Linked DNA regions of Mus musculus: region 1 is linked to region 2. Evidence: chromatin loops called from intact Hi-C (ENCODE). Cell type or tissue: gastrocnemius. All regions are shown on one strand. Each heading gives the region's core, and the rest is flanking DNA. Links, peaks and the distances in the headings are about the cores only. Region 1 holds the start of Timm9 (translocase of inner mitochondrial membrane 9). Region 2 holds the start of Arid4a (AT rich interactive domain 4A (RBP1-like)).

Region 1 (12,441 bases), core at 2,368-10,367, 120 kb before region 2:
AGAGCAATCATAAACTTCCCCAAAGAACTCAAAGAGTTTAAAGACACAAAAGAAACAGGTCAATGAAATCAAGGAGGAAGTTTAAGGAGAATAAACCCACACACAAGGCTGATGGAAATGACAGAGACAATCCTGTACTTGACAACGGAGGCAAAGATCAATGGAACAGCCAGCAACAAACAGGGGGATGCAGGGGAACCGCGGATGCAGGGGACCCGAGGATGCAGGGGACCCATGGATGCAGGGGACCCGTGGATGCAGGGCACCAGAGGATGCAGGGCACCCGAGGGTGCAGGGGAACTCTTATTCCCTTAGCTGGAATGCAAACTGTTGCACCATTATGAAAATCAGTGTGGAAAATTCTGGAAAAGCTAAATACATAAATCTACCATAGGACCCAGCTAATCCACCCCTTGGTATATGGCCAAAGGACTCAATACCCTACTCCACAGCCATGTCATTACTGTTCCAGTCACAATATGGAAACAACCTAAATGTCCTACAGCTGAAGAATGGATACTGAGAATGTGGTCCATACACATATACATTATGGAATACTATTTAGTGCTCAAGAAAAAAGAAATCATGAATTTTTCAGGTAAACAGAAATAGAAAAGAAGCATACTGAGTGAGGCACCTCAGGCCCAGCAGGACAGACAAACGTCGCATGCTCTGTAATTGGAGGCTCCTAGCTCTAAACCTTCAGATGTGAACACATAGCTCGTAGTAAGTACAGAAACGAGGGACAATGGGACCACTGCTCTAGTAGGTGGTTTGGGGAGCACGAAGAGAGGAACAGCAGCGTACACGTGATCTGATGAGGGGAGGGGGAAGGGTCCAACCCAGAAGCTGGGACTGGAACAGGGGGAGAGCAGAGGACAGGCGATCGGATGGGCAGTGGAAAAGGAAGCTCCGCATCACGGGAAGGGAGGAGGGTGGATACGGAAGAAGGTGCACGGAGCACGGAGACACCAGATCTGTGCGGGAACCTGAGAGGAGAGGTGGGGCTCCTGAGGGAGGGGGGAGGGAGTAAAACAACAACACGGACTCCTGAAAATGGCACAAGGAATTAAATAACTGGAATGCAGGCAATTCAGAGTATAAATATATAGTTTTAATGACTTCCTTTACCTGGGCTGACAACACTCTCTCTAAAAACCAAAGACCACCTGACAAAACCCCATGCCAGACATGAGAAGCCGTCTTTTCAATGGTTGGCCAGGGCTGTCTAAGACTTCTGAAAGGCACAGCAACTTCAGAAACGGCCCAGAGACAGAGCTGACCTGACCTGAATGTCCCCTCCCTGAGGACTGGCTTCCATGGTACCTGAAGGTGCCTTGCTGGCTTCCAAAAGAGACAGAAAACCAACACTCCTATCCACCTTTGACACCATGAACTACATCAACAACCAGCAGGGCAAGCTAACCCCCAGGTGCAGAGGTGGCACATATATCCTGCTAGTAACCAACTGCTCTCTCAGAAGACTTAAGACTTGCTCAACAAAAGAGGTACTAGAAATCTAACTAGCCAGTGCTAGTGAAATCATGGTCACTAGAGGAGAATCTACAACCACTAATTTACTAAACCAGCACAAACCCTAACAAGAATCTATAAACACTTGTCCTTACACCCACAAACGAGGACCCCGCATCAAGAAAACTTCTCTTCCCAGCAGATGGAGAACACTACAGAAAACCACAACCCATCAAAGGGCAGAGTCCTCATGACTCATGACCACCACAAAGCCCTTACCTAAGGCTCAGGGAACACCGAGGAAGAGGGGGCAGAGAGACTCTAAGAGCCAGATGATCTGGGACTTTACTGTGAGGTTGTGTCTCCTAGTAACATCACAAGCCACACCCACCAAGTCTCACCAACATGACTGCCCAGATGTGAGCAGAAGAAAAACACCAATGAACATGGCAAACTGGATGAGGAAAGCCCACAAGGTCTCAGGCCTACACAGAGAACCACAGGCAACCGAGGGAAGGAAGCTGGGAGTGAGAGAGGGGGCCTTCCCTGGGAAGATATGACCAACCAGTCAGCCCTGGAGCATACATAACAAGTAACACTAAATGGACTCAACAGGCTTCATCTGGGGATCTATATGCACATGCAAATACACTATGCATCCAGTAACAACTGATGAAAAAGAAGCATACAATATGAAGGAGAAGGCTGGGGAGGTGGCTCAGCGGTTAAGAGCACTGACTGCTCTTCCAGAGGTCCTGAGTTCAATTCCCAGCAACCACATGGTGGCTCAGAACCATCTGTAATGGGATCTGATGCCCTCTTCTGGTGTGTCTGAAGACAGCTACAGTGTGCTCACATACATAAAATTAAGTAAACATCTAAAAATAAAAAAGAATTTGAAGGAAAGTGAGGAGGGGCATATGGGAGGACTTGATGGGAAGAAAGGAAAGAGAAAAACATTGCAATCAAAATACAATCTCAAAAATAAACAGAAAAAAAAACTAACATCAATGATGCATACTGTTTTTCCCAGATATGCTAAGATACACTTGACAAATTTAAAGTATAATGGGCAGTATATAATGTGATGTTTTGATACATGTATACAATGTGAAATAGCACAATCAAGCTAATGAATATCTCCATTACCTTACACAACTATTCTATGGTAAGAACATTTTAAGCTACTCTATCAGTAATTAGTATCTCCTATACTTGTCAGGCTACATAAAAAGTTCTACTACGTAGTCATCCTGACTGAAACTGGACTCTCTGGTAATTATCTCCCCATTTCCCATTATACCAGCCTGTGGCTACCACCAATCTACCCTGTGCCTGTGCTGCACATAACTGATCTAGCTCACACGATAATTCCCTTTCTCTGCTGGCTTACTTATTTAATGAGCACCAAACACACCATTAGGCAGTGCGCCTCACACGAGTACAGCAAGATGGGATAATAGCTCTGTGCTACATGCTAGCATGCCCAAGGCCTTGAGTTCATTCCCCCTTACCACAAAACAAGAACAAAGCAAACAGACAGATATCTGGCTTCAGTTTTTTAAAAGAGCTAGTCCATTGCACTCTCAATTTAGACCAAAACAAACTGGCGAAATCAACCAAAACATAGGAATTACTAAGTGAGTTCAAGCGCTGTAGGCAGGGACCTGCCACGGGCAGCCCTGAGTTCCCTCACATCAGGCCCGAGGGCAGCACAGTGAATGTGCTGGCACTTACTTCTCTCTGATGCCTCCTCGTAGCTAAGAGAGGAACTGTTCTCTGAGCACCTCAAACATATCAAGTCACTTTGGTTTCTCCATCTCGGACCTCGTCATACCCAACTGAGTCACCAAGTTTTCTCAATTACTTCATCATAATTACATGACAACGGCCACAGATAGAATTGGGAAGGTAGAGAATCTTATTACGGCCTTCCATCCTTATTTTTAATTTTACATAATGAGACTGAAGTCTGGAGGTATTAGGGTTTACTTGACCAAAGCCAGCGATTTAGTAGGGGGCGGAGTCCAACTCCCACAGGCTTTCCCATGAGACTCCTGCTTTCTCAGATGAGACTGCCTCCCACCACACAATGCCATTCTTCTGGCTGCCCAACTTTATAATATATAGCTATTGCCTCTGCCAAACACCATCTATGTGGAGTCACAAAGCTCTTCTTGTTGAAGACACAAATAAGCATTGGGCCCACAGCTAATGTCAAGCTTTTCTTTCTGAACTCCCAACCTTCTACCGAAGTCACTACTTTCCTCCCTGGATGCAATACAGTTGATGCCTTTTCAACAAGCCTGTCTCTATAGTACTTGCTGATCTCTCCCGTTATTAACTCCTTTTGAGTTGCAGCAGAGCCACGCTGAATAAGTAGGCACCCCACGGTTTACGTGTCTGGATGATCCACCAAATGCAATGCTCTTCCTGTTCCAGCTCCAGTTACTTTGCCGTCTGTGCACACTGTCAGATACGGGGGCTGTGCTAACAATTAGAGTGAACAAGACAGCAGGGCAGAGGGCAGGTAGAGCCTGCATTAAGCTACATTCACACTCCTAGACTGTGCATGCTGCCACTGAGCTACATCCACAGCCCTACAAGTCGCTGTGGTCAGTTTTAAAACATTGCTGTGTTCTTCTTAATCGCTGTGTATGGATTATCTAACATATGCTAACATACAGCTTCCTTCTAATTTAAGGTAGCATACCACTATAAGTGTGTTTGTAAATGAAACTTACTTTTGCTTTAAAACAGTTCTCAGAGCATCTTTCTGTCCCATGGTGTACTGAGAAATAAAGATGTCATTTGCTGAAAAATTAAAACACAAAAATATATTTAGATTCTGAAGAACAAAGAGAGCCAAGACTGAGGGCTAGCGATGTAGCTCAGTGGCAGAGCGCCTGCTCAGAATGTATGGGATCCTAGGTTCGATCCCTGATACTTTGTAAACAAAAAAAAAAAAAAATGAACTTTAATTTTCGATCTGCAGCTCATGTCTAGCACTCAGCATACAGAGGCACAAAGTTCCCTGCACCATTGAGGCTAGCCTGGTCTACTCTAGCAAGTTCTAGATCAGCCAGGGCCAACACAATAAAATAAAGAGCCCAAACCAAACCTTTGCAATGAGTTTGTAATAGCAAAATAGGCTTCTCCTGTGTAAATCCTTTTATAGATTTTAGATTCTACTGGTAACCTAATTTGAAAAGAAAACCAAAAATTAAAATAATAGGAGCTCAGGATACAGACAATAGATTTGCCTGGCATGCAGAAGGCCCTGGATTTGATGCCAAGCACAAAATAAATACTACTAAGCTATTGAATGAATAAACCAGTTCTGGACTGGAAAGATGGTTCAGCAGTTAAGAGCACAGCTGCTTTTAAAGAGAACTTGCATTCAATTCCCAGCACCCATATGGTGACTAACAACCCTCTATAACTTCAGTCCCAAGTGATCTGACTGCCTCCTCTGGCCTTTTTGGGCACTGCAAGAGTGCTGTGTATAGACAGACAGGCAGGCAAAACACCTATCCACACAAAATAATAAATTACCCTAAATTTTTAAAAAAGCCAATTCTATCCTTACAAAGAAAATACTGACACATACTACAATGTGGATAAGCTTAAGCACATTATGTAAAGTAAAACAGTCACAAAGGTTAACACTGTATAATGCCACTGACATAGGTACCTGAGCTGGTCAAAGTCACAGGGGCAAGAGTGAGGAGTGAGGGCACAGAGCCCAGTGGGGGGATCTTAACGTCTAGAGGTGAATGATAGTAACCCTGGCTCGATGTCACTGAATGTTATCAAGGTCAATGTCACAGAACTGTGCATTCAAAACTAATGAAATAAAGTATTTTCTGTACATTTTAACTCAGCTTTATCAAGCGGATTATTAAGCGGAGTCAACTGTATTAATTTACCTTTTGGTGCGTTGTTCTCTTCTGTTTTATTCAAAGGTAACTGCCGAACTACAGCATCTTTAGAAAAATCCTTTGGGCATAAAAGAGTAAGATTGAATGAGCTTAAATTAGCACTAGCAGAGTGACATTCATAGCCTTTTGAGCACTGAGACCCGGGAAGGCAGGTCTGCACACTTTACTTACGTCATTCCCAACACTACACCTTCCATAGCTGCTCTGAAGCACACGAGGATTTCTCAGTGAATGAGCAACGTGCAGTCAGAATAGTGAGACGTAACAAAGTGAACACACACACAGAAGTGGAACAAGAAACTGATTCAAATCCACACTTGACCGTCTACACTGCAACCTAAGCACGGCTTTCTTAGTCACTGAGGTCACGCGCTGCCTTACAAGGCTGTGCTGTGTGGGTCACATCTACTGCTCCGGTTTCCGGCTCTCGAGTGTGAGCCTAGAACCCATCTCTGGGGCTCCGCGCTGAGACGGACCCCATGCTGCTCTTCCCCTTCCTTTTTTCCACTAAACATAAAAGGCTGGGGAGACGCTCAGCAGTTACGCTCGCCTCACCAGCACTCGGATCCCCAGAACCAAAGTCAATGCTAGGAGGGTGTGGCAGCCTGCCTGGAACTGCAGCCCTGAGAGGAAGGCTGAGGCAGGAGAGCCCAAGGGCAGGTGGTCAGTTAGACTAAGACACCCTGACTGAATGAAATAAGGTGGAAGGGCAATGGAAGATGCTTCCTGACAGCAAGCTCAAGCCATGACATGTACACATGCCCCTTACCTCTCCATACACAAACATGAACACACATACACATACCGTGTACACAAATGAAAATGGAAAAAAAAAATTTTTTTCTTAATGTTAAGGTGATGATGGGTGTTAATTTACAAACAAAAACAAGATTAACAATTCAACAGATGCTTGTATGTCCCACACTCTTCAAGTCATAATCTATAAAACACTGCTGGAGCTGGTAGGATGGTTCAACAGATGAAGAAACCAGCTGCCAAGCTTGAAGATTCAAACTTGACTGCTGGGACTCACGTAATAGGAGAGAATACATTCTTGAAGGTTGTCTTCTGACCTTCAGATACAAAAATGGCCCCCCATTCTTACTTGTACACAGCAAAGGTTAAAAACGTGATAAAAATGAACAAAGATCAAAACGTTCCCTGTCATACGTGACTTGGAATTCTTTTACTTACACTTTTCTTGGACGCAGGAGGACTTTCTAACAGAGGCTGGTGATACAGTCTTGCAGAAGTTAAATCCAAGGAGCCTAAGAAAGCAAAAGAGTCACTGAGAGTGGGCTGGAGAGATGGCTCAGCAGTTAAGAGCACAGACTGCTGCTCTTCCAGAGGTCCTGAGTTCAATTCCCAGCAACCACATGGTGGCTCACAGCCATCTGTAATGGGATCTGGTGCCCTCTTCTGGTGAGTCTGAAGATAGCAACAGTATACTTATGCATTAAATAAATAAATCTTAAAAAAAAAAAAAAAAAAAAAAAGAGTCCCTGAGAGCTGGGTTGTGATTCTTCCCAGGGACCCAACCAAGGCTCTTTTCACAGTAAGCTCTAGCATTGAGCCACGGGTCCAATCTGAGCAGCTTTTAAATCAAAACCTGACCCTTAGCAACTGTGTAGCCATGATACAAGAACTGAGAATCTCTGTATTAATGTAAAAACCAAATGTGAAGTCACTTTCCTGTAAGAGAAATTAGATATATTTAAATACATTCTAATGAAAGACTTTATAGCTCATTATTTAACAAAATAAGGCTGAGTTAAAACAGGTAAGGTAAGCAGGTGAGATCTAAAATGTTTTAACAGCAGCCATGGTGTGGAAGGTCTTTAACTGGAATGCTTAAAAGCAGAGATAGAGGAAATTCTCTGAGTTTGAGGCTAGCCCAGTCTACAGAGTGAGTTTTAGGCCAAGCAGAGCTTCACAATGTGATCCTCTCTCAGTAAAATAAAATGAGATGTCTTTTTTAAAAAACATTTTCAGGGACTGGAGAGATGGCAGAGCAAGATAAAAGTGCTTGCTGATCTTGCAAAGGACTGGAGATTGGAATCTCCTGTAGACGGCTCCCAATCACCTGTTAAGTCTAGCTCTAGGTAGATTTAGCTACTCTGGCTGCCATGGGCACCTGAACTCGTTTCCAGACACCTACACATAGACACACAATTGAAAGTGGTATTTTTGAAAACCCTAAAAGATATTTTATCCAATGCAGAAAAAAAAAAAAATATGAGACTTACCAGAACAAACCTTGTATATAGCCAGGCATGGTAATGCATGCCTTAATCCCAGAATTCAAGAGGCAGATTTCTGTGAGATCAAGGCCAATCAGGACAAGGGAAAACTTGTCTCAAAACCAAAAAACACTAGATTGATATAAAACTCTGATTTAACAGACAGCCTATGCCTTTAATCCCAGCACTCGGGAGGCAGAGGTGCACAAGAGGAAATAGTCAAGTCTCTCTCATTCTACATGCTGAATCCTATTTCCCCAGGGAACCAAGTTACTTTTCAAACATCTTTACAAACCAGACTTGTATCTTACATTTTTGAATGTAAACACTGACTCCTTTAAATTTGGGGGAATGCACAACTCAAAATAGTGATAAAGACTAATGACTTATAAAAAAAGGAAACTGGCTGGGCAGTGGTGGCGCACGCCTTTAATCCCAGCACTTGGGAGGCAGAGGCAGGTGGATTTCTGAGTTCGAGGACAGCCTAGTCTACAGAGTGAGTTCCAGGACAGCCAGAGCTGCACAGAGAAACCCTGTCTCGGAAGAGAGAGAGAGAGAGAGAGGGAGAGAGAGAGAGAGAGAGAGAGAGAGAGAGAGAGAAAACGTAAACTGGGTGGGAAACTGAAACATTTGGAATCACATACCACATAACGTTCCATTAGAACTAGTCCTCGTTTCAACAGCAAGACGTTTATTTGCAGCCAGGGCTGGAGGAACACGGGGCAGCTCATCTTCCACCACAGCCAATTTATTCCCTTGGTTTGGAGAAACAATCTCTCGCAGTTTCCTCGCTGGCATTTTAAGCCTTTGCCCCCTTTCCAGGCTAAACTCAACGTTTTTCATCTGGTTAGTCACAAATCAAGTCCCGCCGTTCTTAACAGAGGGAATTCTAGCTTCTCAAAACTTAAGGACGCAGTTTCTCCTTGAGTACCAGGAAAAGAAGTAATGGTGGAAGTGAATTTGAAAAACACCTGAGTTCCAAAAATAATTATGAAGCAGTCATTAACTTAGAAAGTCTATAGGCAAAATATCCATAAAGCTGTAAATTTCGATTTTGACATTTAATCCAGGGCTAAATACGACAAAAACAAAAAACAAAACAAAACAAAAAGTCTTGATCCCACTGAGTCTGTTAATGCATCGAAGAAATAAATTTCAAAGGAATTATGCCAAGAGCAAAAGAGAAGCCACGGGAACCGTAATAAAAACGCACTCCTCCAAACCCAGAGCTGCAGCTGAAAACCCCAACAGACGTGGAGGCGGGGTTAGGATTTGTTAAGGAGACCCAGACGAGCAGGCAACGTTAAAATCGTGTTTTTTAAAACACCACCCTCATAAGAGCTTAGTAGATTTCTTTCTACGAGTCAGGACGCAATTTCGGACACCTCAACTTAGTCTTCAGAGTCTCCACAGAGTCCGGCACACACGCCGTCTTGATTTTGATAGAATAACAGCTTCGGTTGTTCGCGGGTCAATACCGTCTTCCCCGAAAACCCGCCCTTGAGCGTCAGCACGCATGCGCGCAAAGATCCAACCCCCCCCCCCCCGACCGGAACGGGAGTGCTCTGGTGCTCTTCCATTCGTGTCCGGGTGGAAACAAACTCCCAACATAAAAGACTGCCAGGAGATGTGACTTTTTTTTTTTAAAGGCAGAATATCGCCTTTATGTTTGGACACAGTACTAAGTATTCCTAGAGGAATGGCGAATTCTCGATTAGCCCATAAACACTTTTGTTTATCAAGGGTTATTTACACTGTAGGAACTGCAGACCGTTAGAAACCTAGTAGGTTAAGCATATTAGGCTTTCTAGAAATTTCGACAGATTCCGTTGCCGTGGAAAAGGAAGTGAAAAGTACAGAGAGCACTGACGAACAGATAATCACAAAAGTTAATTCTTAGATGATTTTTAGAATTTGCTTGGGCACTTGCTTTTCTTCCTACATTTTCCCACGTGGTAACGAATCTGCGTCTAAGGGTCTGAAGCCATGCTTGACATCACTGCCCCCACGTGTTCTCAGCTTTCCGCGGCGCGGCGCTCGCTCTGTACTGACCCTCCGAGCTCACACGCTACCTGCCCCGCAGCTCTTCAGCCCGGTCCCGGTGTCAGAGGCGAGATCCTGTGGCTAAGTATGGTCCCTTTCCTCTGCTTTCATAATCCCGGGTTCGCGGCCAGTGGGGTGACAGCCTTCACTCGGGAAAGGGAGCGGGCAGGTACCCCGGAGGGAGACGCCGCGTGCACGCGGGTCGTGGGGCTGCGCAACCGGCAGCGCGGCGCAGCGGGAGGCCAGCCGTGTCCCGGAGGCCTTGTCACCCCGAGGGTGGGGACCCTAGGCCCCGAGACACCGCCCACCCGGGACTGGATCGCTTGGGGGCACGCTTTGAGATTACAAGGTAGCCAGCCACTCGATGACCTTGAGCTGTCAGACAGGAGCCCCTTTACTGAAAATCTAGACTTCCTCGGCTCTTACCCTGTCTGCACACTATGCCTTATGTCATTAGGTACAAGGGCTCGCACCCTTCCCAGGTCTCATATTGGAGAACGCACTGCTTAGAGCTTTCCCATTACGCCTTGCTAGAAGCTTTTAAAATGTATTTTTTTAAAGTATAATAGATTAATCATTTTTCTACCTATTACATTTTCTCTTGTTGTAGATTTATCTGTTGGTTCATGATTTGTTGTATAAGTGTATTAAAAGACCGAATGGCAATGTCAGAGCTGCAAGAGACCTTAGGGATGAATTAACTTCTGTAATTTCTATATAAAAGTTAGATATGAAAAAAAATGACCTTTCCCCTCTAATTTCAAAACGCTGAGCAACTGCAACAGCAATCAGTAAAGTGACCTGAGTAAATAATTTGTAACGAATGTCAGACCTGGGACTCCACCCCCCAAGTAGCGTGGTTCTCATCTTCCTTGAGGCTAGACTTTGAATCGGGAAACAATAGGAATTCATTTTCAAGTGCTTTTAGCTATGATTAACACTGAGTTAATTAAGAGTTGCCTGTAATGCTGGGTGTAGTGGCAGCCTTTAGGCCTAGCTACAAAGAGCTCCAAGACAGCTGGGGCTACATAGAGAAACCCTGTCGAAAGAGATAGAGAGAGAGAGAAAGAAAGAGAGAAAGACAAAAAAAAAAAAAAAAAAACAACCTTGTCTGTTCATCCCACAACCTAACTAAACCTGCAAATAATCTAAAGGATCATGTGAAAAATAATAAGATAATAAAATAAAAAAATTTCTATTAAGTATTTGAACTCTCAAAATAAACACTGACTTATAGCCTCTGAACAAAAAATAGTTTAGGGGATTATTATTCTTTTTGTCAACATTTTTTTAACTATGTTTCTCCCCCCCACCTCATTTTCACATCAAGTTCCCCTCACCCTTCCCTAAATACATCTGTAGATACACTTTGTTTCACTGAAGCATTTGTAAATAAGTTTCAGACATCATGAGCTTGAGCCCTAATTGTTGCAGCCTGTGCCTCCTAAAGGGCATTACAGTCTGCAAAGATTATCACACTTAGATGACATTTAGATTTTCTTAATTATCTAAAAATTGCCTTTATTGTTACGAGAGTGGCCAGCTGCCTTATGTCATTAAAAGGCCAGGTCCCACAGCTGGAAGTGGTCTGTCTGTCTCTCTTTCCCTCCCTTCCCTCCTCCTCTGCTGAGAGCCTGGAACTCAGAGATCTGAATGCCTCTCCCAGGTGCTGGGATTAAAGGTATGAGCCACCACACGTGCTTGTATGCATGTGTGTATATGTATCATGTGACTGCCTGGTGCTTGACGAGGCCAGAGAGGAGTTGCAGACCCTTGCTTGGAACTGCTCCTGCCAGCTGTGAGCTGTGTATACTGGGAACCTAACTTGCTGCAAGAGCAATGAGTACTCTTTTGTTGTTTTGCTTGTTTGAGGGGTACTTGGTTGGTTTATTTATTGAGGCAGGGATTCTCTGTGCAGTTCTGCCTGTCTTGAGCTAGCTCGGCTGTAGATCAGACTGGCCTCAAACTGAGAGATCTGCCTGCCTCTCCCTCCAGAGTGTTGGGATGAAAGGTGTGCGCTAACTGCCTGGCTACGAGTACTCTTACCACTGAGCATCTCTCTAGCTCCTCATCTTATTTTTGAAAACTAGTCTAGTTTTCTTAGCTATTCTACACTATGGGTTTTCCTAATTATTCCTTCATGACCAGAAAAAGAGCCAATATTTTTAGACCAGAATGCCACTAAAGTAATGGTGTGTGCCCTAGAGCGTCGCAGCGGGGAATTTTTCCTAGTGGTAGCATTGGACCTTGTGTGATGCTAGATTGACCCATTTAATTATGGTGGTAACTGTCTATGTTAACAATGAGAGGAACAGATTCTTCATAAATAACCTAGAGAGGTGCTTGAAGACGGTGGTATCTCTTGTTTCCTAGCATATCCCTATAGTTCTATCCATTGAAAGGCTTTGACAAAACCTCAAGGTTTCGAATCACATTACCAGTTATGCAGGGACTAAGAACAATTGTAGTACCTAACAATATTAGAAGAATCACTTCTTATAAATTGAATTTAAGTCTTACTAGTATTTAGTTTCAGAGTTGGTACAAATAGACGTATTATTTAGAAAGAAACAGATATTAATCCTCTCCCTACCACACCCTTACTAATTACTTTTCTTTTTGTTTGTTTGTTTTCTATGTAGTCCTGTCTGTAGACCAGTCTGGCCTCAAACTCAGAGATATGTCTGTCTCTGCCTCCAGAGTGCTAAAGTCCAGAGTACTTTAGTCCTGAGGACTCAAGGTAT
Region 2 (12,441 bases), core at 2,438-10,437:
ATGCACATATTCAGTCCCTAAACTCAAAACAAAAGACAAGAGAAAGCATGACACTCCTGTCAGCCAAGCACAGTGGTAACCTGCAATCCCAGCACTTGGGAGGCAGAGGTCTGTTCTATAGTGTTAGGACAGCCTAGGCTAAGAGACCATCTAAAACACCAACTCAAACAAAACAAGAAAAAAATTAAATAAATAACTAATCCAGCTATGATTGGTGTTCTTAAAGGATGCAATCATTGTAATATCATGAATTTACACTATTATATATCTTTATTTTGTTTTCTGACTCACATGCCTATAAAAAATTCAAGTGTATGTAAGAATGAAGTTTGAAAACTGATGGCATTTACCTATGATTCATATTTTTGATTCTGAACTAGGCAAAAGTACTCTCTCTCTCTTTTCCCACATACGTACTCTTAAAGGGCCCTTTACTTGGTCATCTTGCACCAACTGTGTTGTGTTATCCTGCTTCAGAAGTACCTGGAAAACAAAAGGATCTGGAAGTTACTTTTGAAACAATGTATCTATAATAACCCAGCAGGTGCCTCCTTAATACCCCGTGGTTACCTCTGCAGTAACAGTTATTACACTGTCTTGTATTTATGTTTATCCTCTTTCTCATTAACTGTGAGCTCCTTGAGGGCTGGAGCCCTCTTTCATTACTCTTCCCCTTATAGTTAGCAAGTGTCAGAGCATATTACAGCCACTTAATAACTGCTTGCCCAGTGGACAAAGTATAGATTTATAATCCAGTGATAACTATAAAAATGGAAAACTGCTTCTAGTGTATTTTATCAAGTCAGAAAAAGGTTTTGACTGTCACAAAATATTTTTTAAAACCTTCACATTTTATTGCCTACTTAAAAACAGAGCTCTTGTGGTCCTTAAGCCCCCTGAGGCTGGCCCTGGGGCATATAACTTTAATCCCAGCACTCAGGAGGCAGACAGCCAGGTGGATATCTATGAGTTTAAGGTCAGCCTGGTCTACACAGAGTTCCAGGACAGCCAAAGCTACATAAAGAAACTTTGTCTCAAGAAAAAAGTCTTATGATACAACTAGAAGCAATTCAGTCATACCAAAGTATCCCCCTGGACGCTCTTGTCCCTTCAGTTCCACCACACATACAGGGAAAAAGCACAGCAGAGTAAGAAATGCTGGATAATGGGAGTGCATGAGAAGTCCTAAAATAATTATCATATTATTTTAAATAAACAACTAAGAGTCACAATATATATATGTATATTTTAAAGGTTAAAACTGTCAATGACTCTCAAATATTCAGCGGTCTACATTTCTACTTTACAAAGTTAAAAGGCTATATGAAATGAAGAAGATAAAAATGTCAAATGGCATCCTAACAAGCAAGTGTCACTAGCAGATTCATACTTGGGTCTACTGACTACTTGAGTCACAGTCTCTGAGACCAAGGCCTTCTAAATCTTGATTGTATTTGAAACTTTAGGCTTGTTAAATTAGTCCTAGAGGTTTTCACTCAGAATCTTTGCGATAGAGTCCTGAAAATGTTCACTTTGAGTAAGTTCTTCAGCTGGGCGAATGCTCCTGGTCTGGAAGGCACATCCTGAGCGCCAGTACACTAGCTCACTCACTAGCTCACTCACTAGCTCACTCGTCTGTCATTTATTCATCCACATTCCAGAGACTCTGTGTGACCACTAGACATGAAGCCCTCCTGTATGAATCAGGAATAGAAACAGAAACTCTGAGCTGTCCTCTCCTTTTCACAGTACTTAACTCTGGTAAGAAAACAGATATGGGGCTGGAGAGATGGCTCAGAGGTTAAGAACACTGGCTGTTCTTCAAGAGGTCCTGAGTTCAATTCCCAGCAACCACATGGTGGCTCACAACCATCTGTAATAAGATCTCTTGCCCTCTTCTGGTCTGTAGGTGTATACATGCAGGAGACTGCTACAAATATAATAAACAAATCTTAAATAAATAAATGAAATCAAATATGTACCTGAGTAGAGCATATCACAAACTGTAGAAACATGATTATAATAATACTAACAATCATACAATGACGAGCACAACACAGTGTGGAAGACTGTAGACAGTGTGTGCAGAGTTATCAAGGACTTTCACGAATCATCTTTTATGGCTTTACAATGTTAAGAATAGTTATATACATGAAGATGCTCTTGTACCTACATTAGCAGAGTATGCAGAACAGCAGACAGGGGCTAGCGATGTGGCTCACGTGGTAAAGGGTGTCTGACATGAACGAAGCTGAATCCTACCATCAATGCTGTAAAAACCAGCGTGCTGCCTCAGCCTATGATCCTAGCACTTGGGAATGGAAGCAAGAGGATCAAGTTCAAACTCATTCTCAGATGCTTAGTGAGGCTGAGACTGTGCTGGGCTACATGAGACCCCTATCTCAAAAAGAAAAAAAAAAAAAGATTTATAGGAAAACAATGTGTAAACAGATTTCTCAAAAGTTGCAGGTCTTTATCCACCCATCCTTTTCTGTATTTCCTAATTCTACTGGAAATGTATTTATTAACTTTAGCTTTCCCTGGTCTTAAAAATCAGCGCCTTGGCCAACCATAGAGGCTGACGCCTGTAATCCCAACACTCAGGAGGCAAAGGCAGGATGGTCACCAGAAATTGTCTAAAAAAAGTCAGACACACACACACACACACACACACACACACACGTGCACACACGCGCGTCAACTCCATGAATCATTTTTAATGTTATCTTGAAAACATAATTTTACTTCTTTGTTCTTCCTAATCACTGAAACTGTCATTATCTGATTAGGAAAGGGAGACACCAAATTATAGCCCAAGTACACTCCTACAAACAGGAATGATCCAAATAACACAAGCATCACACCTTGGTATCCTGAAATGAAGCCATCTGGAATCATTTCTCAGCTCGAGTTCTTTATTTTTCAGTTCTTAATACACTCTTTCAGTTTAGTATGCAATGATACTTGCCCCAGCACTGATTCAACAGAAAGCTGACAATGTTCAACCTTTCCCTCTGGGCTACCATGAACTGTAATCTTTTCAATGTACTGAGCCTGCTGCACAACAGGAGTGACTCTTGTCCCTACTCTGCCTTCTGTCACTCGAAGTACACCAAATAACCCGCTTTGTGTCCTCAGAGACAAACAGCCAGACAAGCCTGGGCTGTCTTACAAAGCCTTCGCGCATTTACCTTGACTTTCACCAGCCTTTTCACAGTCTTGATCTTTGCCTCACAGAAGGCCCCTCGGTACTTGGCACTGACATCAGTTCCCACTGTCAGGTAGGCAGGCTCATCTGCCGCCTGTGAAGAAAGAACAGAGATGCCAAACATCACTACTGGTCGCCTTTACCCGACCTCTAACAGCACCAAAAGGAACTACATCTAAAGTCACTAGAACATTGAAATTATTTGCTTAACAACAAATAATAATTTGCAAAATCCTCCTAAAGCAAACAACTTATTAACACTATTTCATTTTACGTACTCATTTCCTGATGACGGAAAAGTTGTAACTGGGAACTACCAGTAGGAAAAAAAGGGTTTTGTTTTTGTTTTTTGTTTTTTGTTTTTTGTTTTTTTTGAAGTACATGTTTTAAAAAATTCTACAGTTTAATATATAAGAGATAGAAAGAAATAAACAGAAGAAATGTATTTATAATGAATGTCTCATAAATTTTATTAGTTTGGGGCCCCCAGGTGATTCTATTTTCTAGGTTAAAGAGAAATACTGCTACAAAGTTAATATTAACAATACATAATTAAATGCTTAGTGAGACAGCTTAGGAAAGTAACATCTTCTTTTGTTTGCTTTGGGGTTTTGGGACAAGGTGCAGGCTGTCTCTGCCTCCTAAATACTGGGATTACAGGCCAGGGCCAGCAAGCCTGGCTAAGCCATTATCTTTTGATACAATGTATCTCTAGACACAAGAAACTAAGAAACCTCTTTCCAAAATTGCTTTGGCTGAAGGTTGCAAATGAAAGGTTTAAATCTAAGTTCAACAGATGAAAACTGATAGCTAAAGGCTGCAGCCTTTTCTAGTTTACAGCTTTGATCTCAGTATACTTAAAATAATTTTTATTTAGACATTAGTAGCTGGGCATGGTAGGAGGTGGAGGCAGAGGCAACAAGATCTCTTTAAATTCTATGCCAGCATGTTCTCTGTTACATAGAGATATCATGGAAAACAAAACAATTAAAAAAAGAAAGAAAGAAAGAAAGAAAGAAAGAAAGAAAAGAAAGAAAACACCCATTTACAGGAAATAGTCATGATCAGAATTATACATTGAAATATGTAAGAAACTTCCATTTATACATCATTTTAATCTTGAGAGTAACAGACAACTGCTATTTCAGTCTGTGATGTTACCTAATTCAAAAGCTGTATGTATCATGCAACCAATTCAACATTATATGTACAAAGATATCAATGTTAACTTTAAATATTTTAAGTAGGAAACAAATTTTCATTTTCCCAAGTTATATTAAAGGAAGTTGTGTCACTCCAAAATAAAAAAAAATATATAAGAGGAAGTTTGAGAATTTCAGAAAGTAATATACTTAAACCGAGTCAGGCAATGGTATAGCATGCTCATCCTGCCAGCACTTGGGCAGACGCAGGAGGACGTCAAGGGAGTTCAAGGTCAGCCTTGAGAGTCTACATCGTGAGTTCCAGGCTAGCCCGGGTAAAGTATACTGTTTCAAAATAACCGAAACAAAAACAACTATATATTTTCTATTTACACACACGCACACACACACCGAACACTAAGTACAACGTTAATCATGCACGTTTAAATGTCAGTCTACTTAAAAAGAATAAAAAATGAAGAGGAATACTTTTTGGTAAGTATCTGACCAGAAACAAACAAGAGCCACAGTATCCTACCGAATTCTGAGGAATGTTATGAAAGCTTTCTTTCCCTTCAAGCAGGCTGCCACTGATGTTTGTAAGATTAGGAAGCTTCAAAAGCTACACATAGAATCCACGTTTTAAGATATATATTATGAAGACTGAACTAATCAATCTAAATATTGTCATCACCTTAGTTTACTTTCTTTCCCCAAAAATATACAGAACTATCTCTCTTACTCAAGCTACATAACATGTCTTTTAGAAAATGGCATTGGTAGTGGAAAGGGGGAAGTATAGGTTTTAAAGAAAGCAAAAGCAAAGCAAAACAAAAAAACCTTGCAAAAACCAAAGCAGGACAAAAGCTTTTCTTCTTGAAAGGTGTTTTTGACACTGAAGTGTTTGAAAATCGAAAGACTGCACCGATCTTCTCAAAGTGCTAACTGCTAGAGAGTGTTGGACCGCCTGCATTTATACACACACACACACACACACATTCGAACACGCACACACACACACACACACCCCTCACCCATTCACATGTCATTTTCCTTAAAGTGCTTCTTAGTAAAGAAATCAATTCTAAGTAACAAAAAGCTGCCATTCCACAACTGCAGCCTCCGGACTGGCAGCGTCCGGGGCACAAGGCTAAGAAGAAGAGTTGGCTCCACTTACCTTCATCTTGACTGGTGACCTGTGGGGTTCCAGCTTCCTCGAGTTCTCTTCCCGGGCGCTAGAGCCAAAGCAGGGAAAAGAGAGGCAGAGGATCAGTCCAAGGCGGGGTGAGACCCGGAAAGAAAGTAAACAAATGCAGGCGGGGAGGGGCCGAGCTCCGCGGCCCCCGGGACAGACCCCCGTCGGGCAGCCAAAGCCTGGCGGGCAGTGAGCCCCACGCGCGCCAAAGGGCAGCGCGTCCCGCCCCTGCCCGGCCGGCCGGCCCACCGCGCCCCCGCCTCGTCGGCCACTCGCAGCCCCCTGCGCCCCGGCCTCCCGGGTCCGCGCCCCGCCGGGCCCCGACTCTAGCGCGCGCCCCGCCTCCGCCGCTCGGCCCCCTTGGCCCGCCCCGGCCCGGCCCGCGGCGGCGGCAACGGAGTGTCACGGCGCCATTGCTCTCCTGCCTCCGCTCTGCACCATGTCAGGAAGGAGAAGCGCTCCTTCACCCGGGGGGCAGGGGCGGCGGCCTGCGGCGGCGGCCGGCGCGGGGGGACCCGGCGGGGGAGGCGCGGGGCGGGGAGGCGGCAGGACAGGGTGTGGGAGGGGAGCGAGCCGCACCGCCGCAGCGGCCGTCTCCTCCCGCGCCCGCCTCAACTTTTTGTACAGCCCGGAGAGGCGCGGGCACCCCGATCTCCGCGGTCCAGCAGCGGGTCCTCGCCAAAGAAGCACAGCAGAGTTGGGGGCCGGTTCTCCCGGCAGCCCGCTCCTCCAAAGCAAACTTAGCGGCGCGGCCAGCCCCACAGCCATTTTCCCGGGGAGGCGGCGGAGGCGGTCGTGCCCGCAGTTGCCGCCGCGACTCCAGGACCCGATCGCTGCCCGGCGCCCCGGGCACAGCCCGCCCTGCATCCCCCTCTCAGCCTGCGGAGCTCCCAACTGCACCGGGACCCCATCGCGGCAGCAGCTGCTCCCGCCGCTTTGCCCATTCAGCGGCCCCCGCTGACTACCTACCTACTGCGGGTGCAGAGCGCTGTCAGCTCTCCAGTCTGCCGCCCCACTGATCGCCGTGGGTCCCCGTCCGGGCAGCACCGCTCCCGGCCGCAGCGGCAGTTCCTGCGCCGGGTTCCCCCACTCGCCCCGATTTACTGCCACAATCCACCAAATAACAAGCTGTTGAGCAGACTCGCTTCTACACGAACTCCTATTGGCTGCTCATGACGCCGAATAGCTTCGGATTGGAGCTCGCTGTCTGCCTTTCTCATTGGATGTAGCTGGGAAACTTCCATGATTGGTGCGGAAAACAGCAGGTAGGATAGCTTCCACTTCTGATTGGCTGTATCCGAACACGCACGTTATTGGAGGATAGAGGATTGAGTAAGAGAGCCCAAAAATTTGATTGGAGGAGCCGACTCCGGATGTGCTTGACTGAACACTGATTGGAGAACAAGGGGTCAGGAAGAGCAGTTCCGCACGAGGATTGGGCGGTGGCGTGTCCCATGGAAACGGAATCCAGAACTGCAGCCAGGGTTTTTCACGGGGGCGGAGCCGGCTCTTCCCCAGGCGCCTGCGCCTAACCGGTTCCCCGGCGCCATTTTGTCCCGGCAGCAGCAGCCCGCAGCTCTATCCCATTTTCTGTGTCTGGAGGGAAGGACGCGGACTCTCTCGGGTAGGTTTATTTCAGTGTGGCACCGGCTTACCCTTCCCTCCAGGACAACGCCTAGCGAAGGGTGGAGGAGTCACGGAGTCGTCCGAGAGGTCTGTCGGAGGCTCCCGGTGTCGGGTGGCCTCGGGGGTGGCGCAGCGCTGGGAGCACCGGAAGCGAGGGCGGCCATGGGAGCCGCTGTCCGCCGGCGGCGGAGCGTGGCTGGGGGGGCGTGGAGGAAGGGGGCGAGGTCGGGGGCGCACGTGTAGGTGAGTAAGCGGCCCTTTGCGCCCCTTCACTCGGGATGGCGGGATTTTACTGACACCCCCCCCCCTTCCTCCCGGCATAGCTCTGTCTCCCTTTGACATTGCATTTCGGAAGCTGGGTTGCGGTCTGCAGACACCAGGGGCCCAAGGTGGCAGCCACCTTGGTAAAAGACGGAGGAGGTGTGGTTTCTAGAAACGTCTTGCGTGGGGAAGAAGAGTTATTTCCTCCAACTGTGAAGCTTGGAGGAAACGTGGAAGCCCCGGCTTTCGGAATGCTGAGGAATGTGCCTGCCAGGACAGACGCTGCTGCCACTATGACCTTAGACAAGCGACTCTTGTCACTGCATGAGGCGAATACTATACTATTTTTTCGAAGAAAGTATTAATGCTTCAGGAAGGAACGACAGTTTCTTAGATGAAAGGGTTTTCTGGACCAGATAGACATGGATTCTGTCGTCAGCACATTGTCTTGTTAAATGACACAAAACTTAACAATTGGGCAACAGCTTATGCCCTAAATTAAAATGTGAAATGTTAACCCCAGTAAATTGCACAGTTGAGTACGTCTGAACTAACGCCATATCAACTAGTTAATATTTGTTGTTTTTGTTTTTTCAAAATTTGTTAAGATTGTGAAGTGTATTTTGGTAGTTTTACTAAGTCATGTCTATCTTTTTAAAATCTGCTTAGTTTTGGTGATGCACAAAACTAGAAAATGGTTGAGTAAACAGTTGAGGATTTTTGTTTGTTTTTCTAGAGTTGTGCTGAAGACAACAGACACCTCCATGACAACCCAAAGTATCACAGAGGTGAGTCCTGTGTCTTTTGAAATCTTGTGACTTGGGACAGGTGTGTGCTGAGATTTTCTGTAGACTAGAGCCAAATACTAGGCTACGTGACTGGTTGTTGAAGATGTTTTGTTAGTTCAAGCTTTCAAATGAGTCGGTTTAATTAGCTTCCTGATGTTATACCCTAGAGAAAGCCACAGATAAAAAGCATCCCTAATATTCAAGCTCACCCATTCTGGGCTCCTCCTTTCTGGACTCTGGTTTTTGGAGACAGGATTTTGGTAGTCCAAGCTCATGACCTTGAACTGCCGTCCCTGCTTCAGCTCCACAGCACACCATGCCCACCCAGCTTTGATTCTTAGACTTTTTAACACTCAGTGTCTTAAGTCAGAATCTTAACATTTTCTTGATTTTGTTCACCACTCTGATTTAAAAGTCTCTTGAGAAAGGTCTGATTAGTGAGTATTTAGGCAGGAAGAATTTTGGCTTTCTGTTGTAGTTTTATTTTTTAAGAAAATTAGCCAGGCAGTAGTGGCGCACACCTTTAATTCTAGCACTTGGGAAGCAAAGGCAGGTAAATTTTTGAGTTTGAGGCCAGCCTGATCTATAGAGTGAGTTCCAGAACAGCCAGGGCTACACAGAGAAACCCTATCTGGAAAAAAACAAAAACCAAAAAAAAAAAAAAAAGAAAGAAAGAAAGAAAAAAGAAAATTATATGTATACTGCTGATTCTCCCTGGTGGTAATCGCCCACATATCATTCCACTATCAAGTTTTATATATATGCCAGTGTGCATTTGAAAAGTAATGAAAAATAAAAATCTCTTACAGTCTCTCCACCAAAATAGATAATAAAGTTTATTCTGTGTTCATGGGATTGAGACTGTGTTTTTAAGTGACTTTTCTTCTAAAGATACAGATGTGAGAAAAAATGCAGATGTGAGAAAAAATGCAGATGTGTTCATTTTGTTACCTTTTTTTTTTTTCCTGAGAAAAACATTAGGGCCCTCAGAAGTAGTTTCTAAAGCACATTCCATGGCTATCTGGGATAGATGAATCATGATTTAAGCTTTGGTTTGCTGCAAATGAATGCAGACCCTTGGGCAGCATGACAGGCAGGTGACCTCCAGTGAACTACTACTCTTAGCCCCATCCATCTTAATTCTAGAGAGCTTTCCTATTTGTTTTTCTGTGATTTTACAAAATGCTATGCCTAAAAACTAACATCCGTGGCTAACATTTTGAGGCTTCTTGGTTTTATTTGACATCCCTGGCTCTTGTTTGGAATAGATTTTCAGAAGAGAGAATGAAAAAGCCTTCTGCAGTTGTGTGTGCCGTGTGTATGTATTTGTTCTTGTGTATGTATGTGTACAGATGGAGTTGCTTCTTCCTCCTCCTGTTCCCTAGGCTGGCCCAGAACTCAAGGCGCTAAGTCTCCTACCTCGGCTTCCCATCTAGTGAGGCCTGCAGGTCTTAGCCCTTCTGCACATGGCAGAACTGTCAAATCTTCAAGCTATACATATTGGAAACTTAGTAGTTTCTCAAAAGATTTTATTTTGTATTTTGGCAGTTGAGGCATTACTACATTGCAACATTTTGCTACACAGAAAGTGACATTTCAGGTTACTAAAAACAAGTCCTTGGAGTCTTCTTTAAAGCCTCCCATGAGTAGATCCCAGCAGGACTTTGCTAGCCTTATAGGACAATTTACATAAAATTGTCACCCTACTGCTTTGATAATCATTTGGCTCTTCTCTAGTTTGAGACTGTTTGCAAAAGGCAAACTATTTTGAATCACTCTTAATCATTTTGTACTTTGTATGTGTATAAACATGAATTATATGTGTATTTGTATATAAAGTAAATGAAATAATAAGATAATGTACTACATCTAACAGCAATTCTTTTCTGAAAATGTTTAAACATCTTATCTTGGTCTTCCAATTTTTAATATTACAATTTATCTGATTTTTAATTGTTAATAGTATATAGATTTTAGGCTAAGGATATGGCTTAGTGGGTATAAGTCTTGCTGACCCATAATGAGGCCCTTAGTTCGACTCCCCACTATGCATATACAAAGCTGGATGCAAGGCATGCCTGTACCTCCATTCCTTGGTGAGCAGAGGCAGAAGGCTCCCTTGGACCTCATTGGCCACCCGGTGTGACCTGTCAATGAGCTTAATAGTATTAGGGAAACATGTTCTAAAAAAGAATGGCAAGTGATACAGGAAGACACATGACATCATCCGTCTCTGGGCTTCAGTGCCCTGTGTGCTCACATGTGCTCACTGTACACATAATAAGAAGATTGAGAAAACCCAAGAATAGATCAGAGGGGCCTGGTAATGCAAACCTATCATCCAGCACTTTGGAGGTAATATGGCTTACAGAGGCCACCAGAACTAATGGTTTGGTTTTAGTTGTCATCATTGAGCTAGTTACAATAGGTTCTGTAACAATCACACTTTATTGTACTCTCTCTAAGAAAGATCAGAAGAAAGGAAATCTCTTTGTCCTTGTCCCTCACATTAACAGGAAGCCAATGTAGATAAGGAGAGTCCCGATGTGGAATGCTAGGTTATAAGTGGTAGACCAGAAATTAGAGGATCTTTTAAATCGGTTATTTTGCCTTCTGCTCATTCTCCCACAGGAATTCTTACGTCTGCAGAGAGAAGTTAATATCTTAAAGTAGATATTTTTAGCACATAAACAATAAAAAGTTTAAAACCTATATAGAAAAGATTTCTGAATGATTGTAAAGAATAAGATTTGTTCAATTAGTAACAGACCCAGCAGAGATTATAATGTCATATACTAATGCCGAAATTACCTCATGGGTAATCAGTAAAGATTGGCAAAGACTGTATATTAGTTTTTTTTGATAGAAATTAATAACAAATACCTCAAAAAGCAAGCAACTTCAGATTATAAAAAGAACTAATTGGATCCTTCTGAGTACAGTAAGAGGAACACCAGTTTCTAAACCCCCTACCTTTTATCTAGATGCCAGTAAGTTAGGAATGGTGGATTATAAGTCAGGAGATGGAAGTAAAGATATCAAAACTATACGCAACTCTCATGGCTCTATTAGATTTTCCAGAATCACTTAACATAGTCACTTACTGTCAATACTTGTTTAGTATATATAAACTGCTGAACTTAATCCAGATGATTCAGAGTTAACTTTGTTTTTTATACAACTACAACAGGTGATTGGAAACAGACTGTCCATTATATATAATCCATGCTCAGTCTCATATGGGTTTGCCAGGACCGTTGGCACCAAGAAATCTGTAGACTAGTTATTAATAGGAAATGTATTAGAAACTTCAGGTTTTTATAAAAGGCATTATATAAGTAGTAGAAGTTTAAAGAAAAACTTTTCTGTAACCTGGTGACAAGCCAAGGAAATTAGAAATAATTGTCCTGCTTGTTCTTTGTGTAATCAAGCTCCATTGCCTGCTGGGAGTAACCCCAAAGGTACCTAAGGAAATGAAATTTGACAGGAATTTCATTTTATAGAGTTTGAAAAATACTTTTTCAGGATTTTAATGGGCCTCTGCCTTAAGTTCTAAAAAGGCTGATTTTGTAATTACATATTTATTAGAAGTGATGGCTATCTTAGGGATACCTTCATGGACTAAAACTGATAATGCTCCATAATATGTATCCAATAAAATCTAGCATAAAACATGTTACAGGCATACCTTTACATCCTGTAGGTCAAGCAGTTATGGAAAGACCTAACTTCACTTTAAAGATGTTTATAAAATAGAACGGGGGACATGAGATCACCCAAAGATAGATTATAATGCTTTATTAATTTCATTTGTTTTTAATGTCAATGAGATAGGTAGCACAGCTGCTGAAAACCACTAGATTTTAGATAGGACTTGAATAAAATCAGTCTATGTACTTTAAGGCTGTGCTAATCTCAGAATGGAAGTCAGAAAAGCTGTTGCATTGCATAAAAGGCTATACTTTTATTTCTACAGGAAATGAAAAGCTGTGGACTCATTCAAAGTTAATTAAGATTAGGTATGACCATGGAAGACTTGTGTATGACCATGGAAGACTTCTAGAGAATCTTGACTGGTGATGTGGAAAAAGAGACCCAGAAGAACAAAAAAACAGGTGACTGTAATGCTGGTCCCCCTGTGCAGGAACAGCTCAGGAGACTGTCGGAGACATGAGTGTCCTTGTAGAAGCCAGCAGTCTTGTTGGCTGTCAGGTCCTCAGG

What was found. Peaks named below come from ENCODE experiments on the same cell type or tissue, not always from the same donor. Only the 100,000 strongest peaks of a DNase experiment are listed, where the experiment ranks them.
Region 1: a loop joins it to region 2, with 2.8 times the contacts of the local background. A loop is called at or near these places in 2 of 42 quality-filtered maps.

The regions. Positions count from the first base shown.
Region 1 is chr12:71,133,896-71,146,336 of GRCm38, reverse strand. It overlaps Timm9 (translocase of inner mitochondrial membrane 9), which reads left to right and starts at 9,662. Exons shown (of 5, transcript NM_001286203.2): 1 at 9,662-9,782. It overlaps 2700049A03Rik (RIKEN cDNA 2700049A03 gene), which reads right to left and starts at 9,489. Exons shown (of 30, transcript NM_001163378.1): 1 at 8,299-9,489; 2 at 6,609-6,682; 3 at 5,403-5,472; 4 at 4,218-4,287. The coding sequence starts at 8,497. In gastrocnemius, for the core only: CTCF peaks have their summits at 6,835 (motif pointing left) and 9,261; DNase peaks (open chromatin) are centred at 8,933, 9,184, 9,734 and 9,894; H3K4me3 peaks cover 2,675 bases; H3K27ac peaks cover 2,110 bases.
Region 2 is chr12:71,010,235-71,022,675 of GRCm38, reverse strand. Arid4a (AT rich interactive domain 4A (RBP1-like)) reads right to left here and starts at 6,709. Exons shown (of 24, transcript NM_001081195.1): 1 at 6,515-6,709; 2 at 5,528-5,585; 3 at 3,192-3,302; 4 at 418-483. The coding sequence starts at 5,533. It overlaps 3110056K07Rik (RIKEN cDNA 3110056K07 gene), which reads left to right and starts at 6,853. Exons shown (of 4, transcript NR_045055.1): 1 at 6,853-7,169; 2 at 8,169-8,220; 3 at 12,197-12,335. In gastrocnemius, for the core only: no CTCF peak of the experiment used is centred there; DNase peaks (open chromatin) are centred at 5,824, 5,927, 6,904, 7,302 and 1 more place; H3K4me3 peaks cover 5,394 bases; H3K27ac peaks cover 5,053 bases.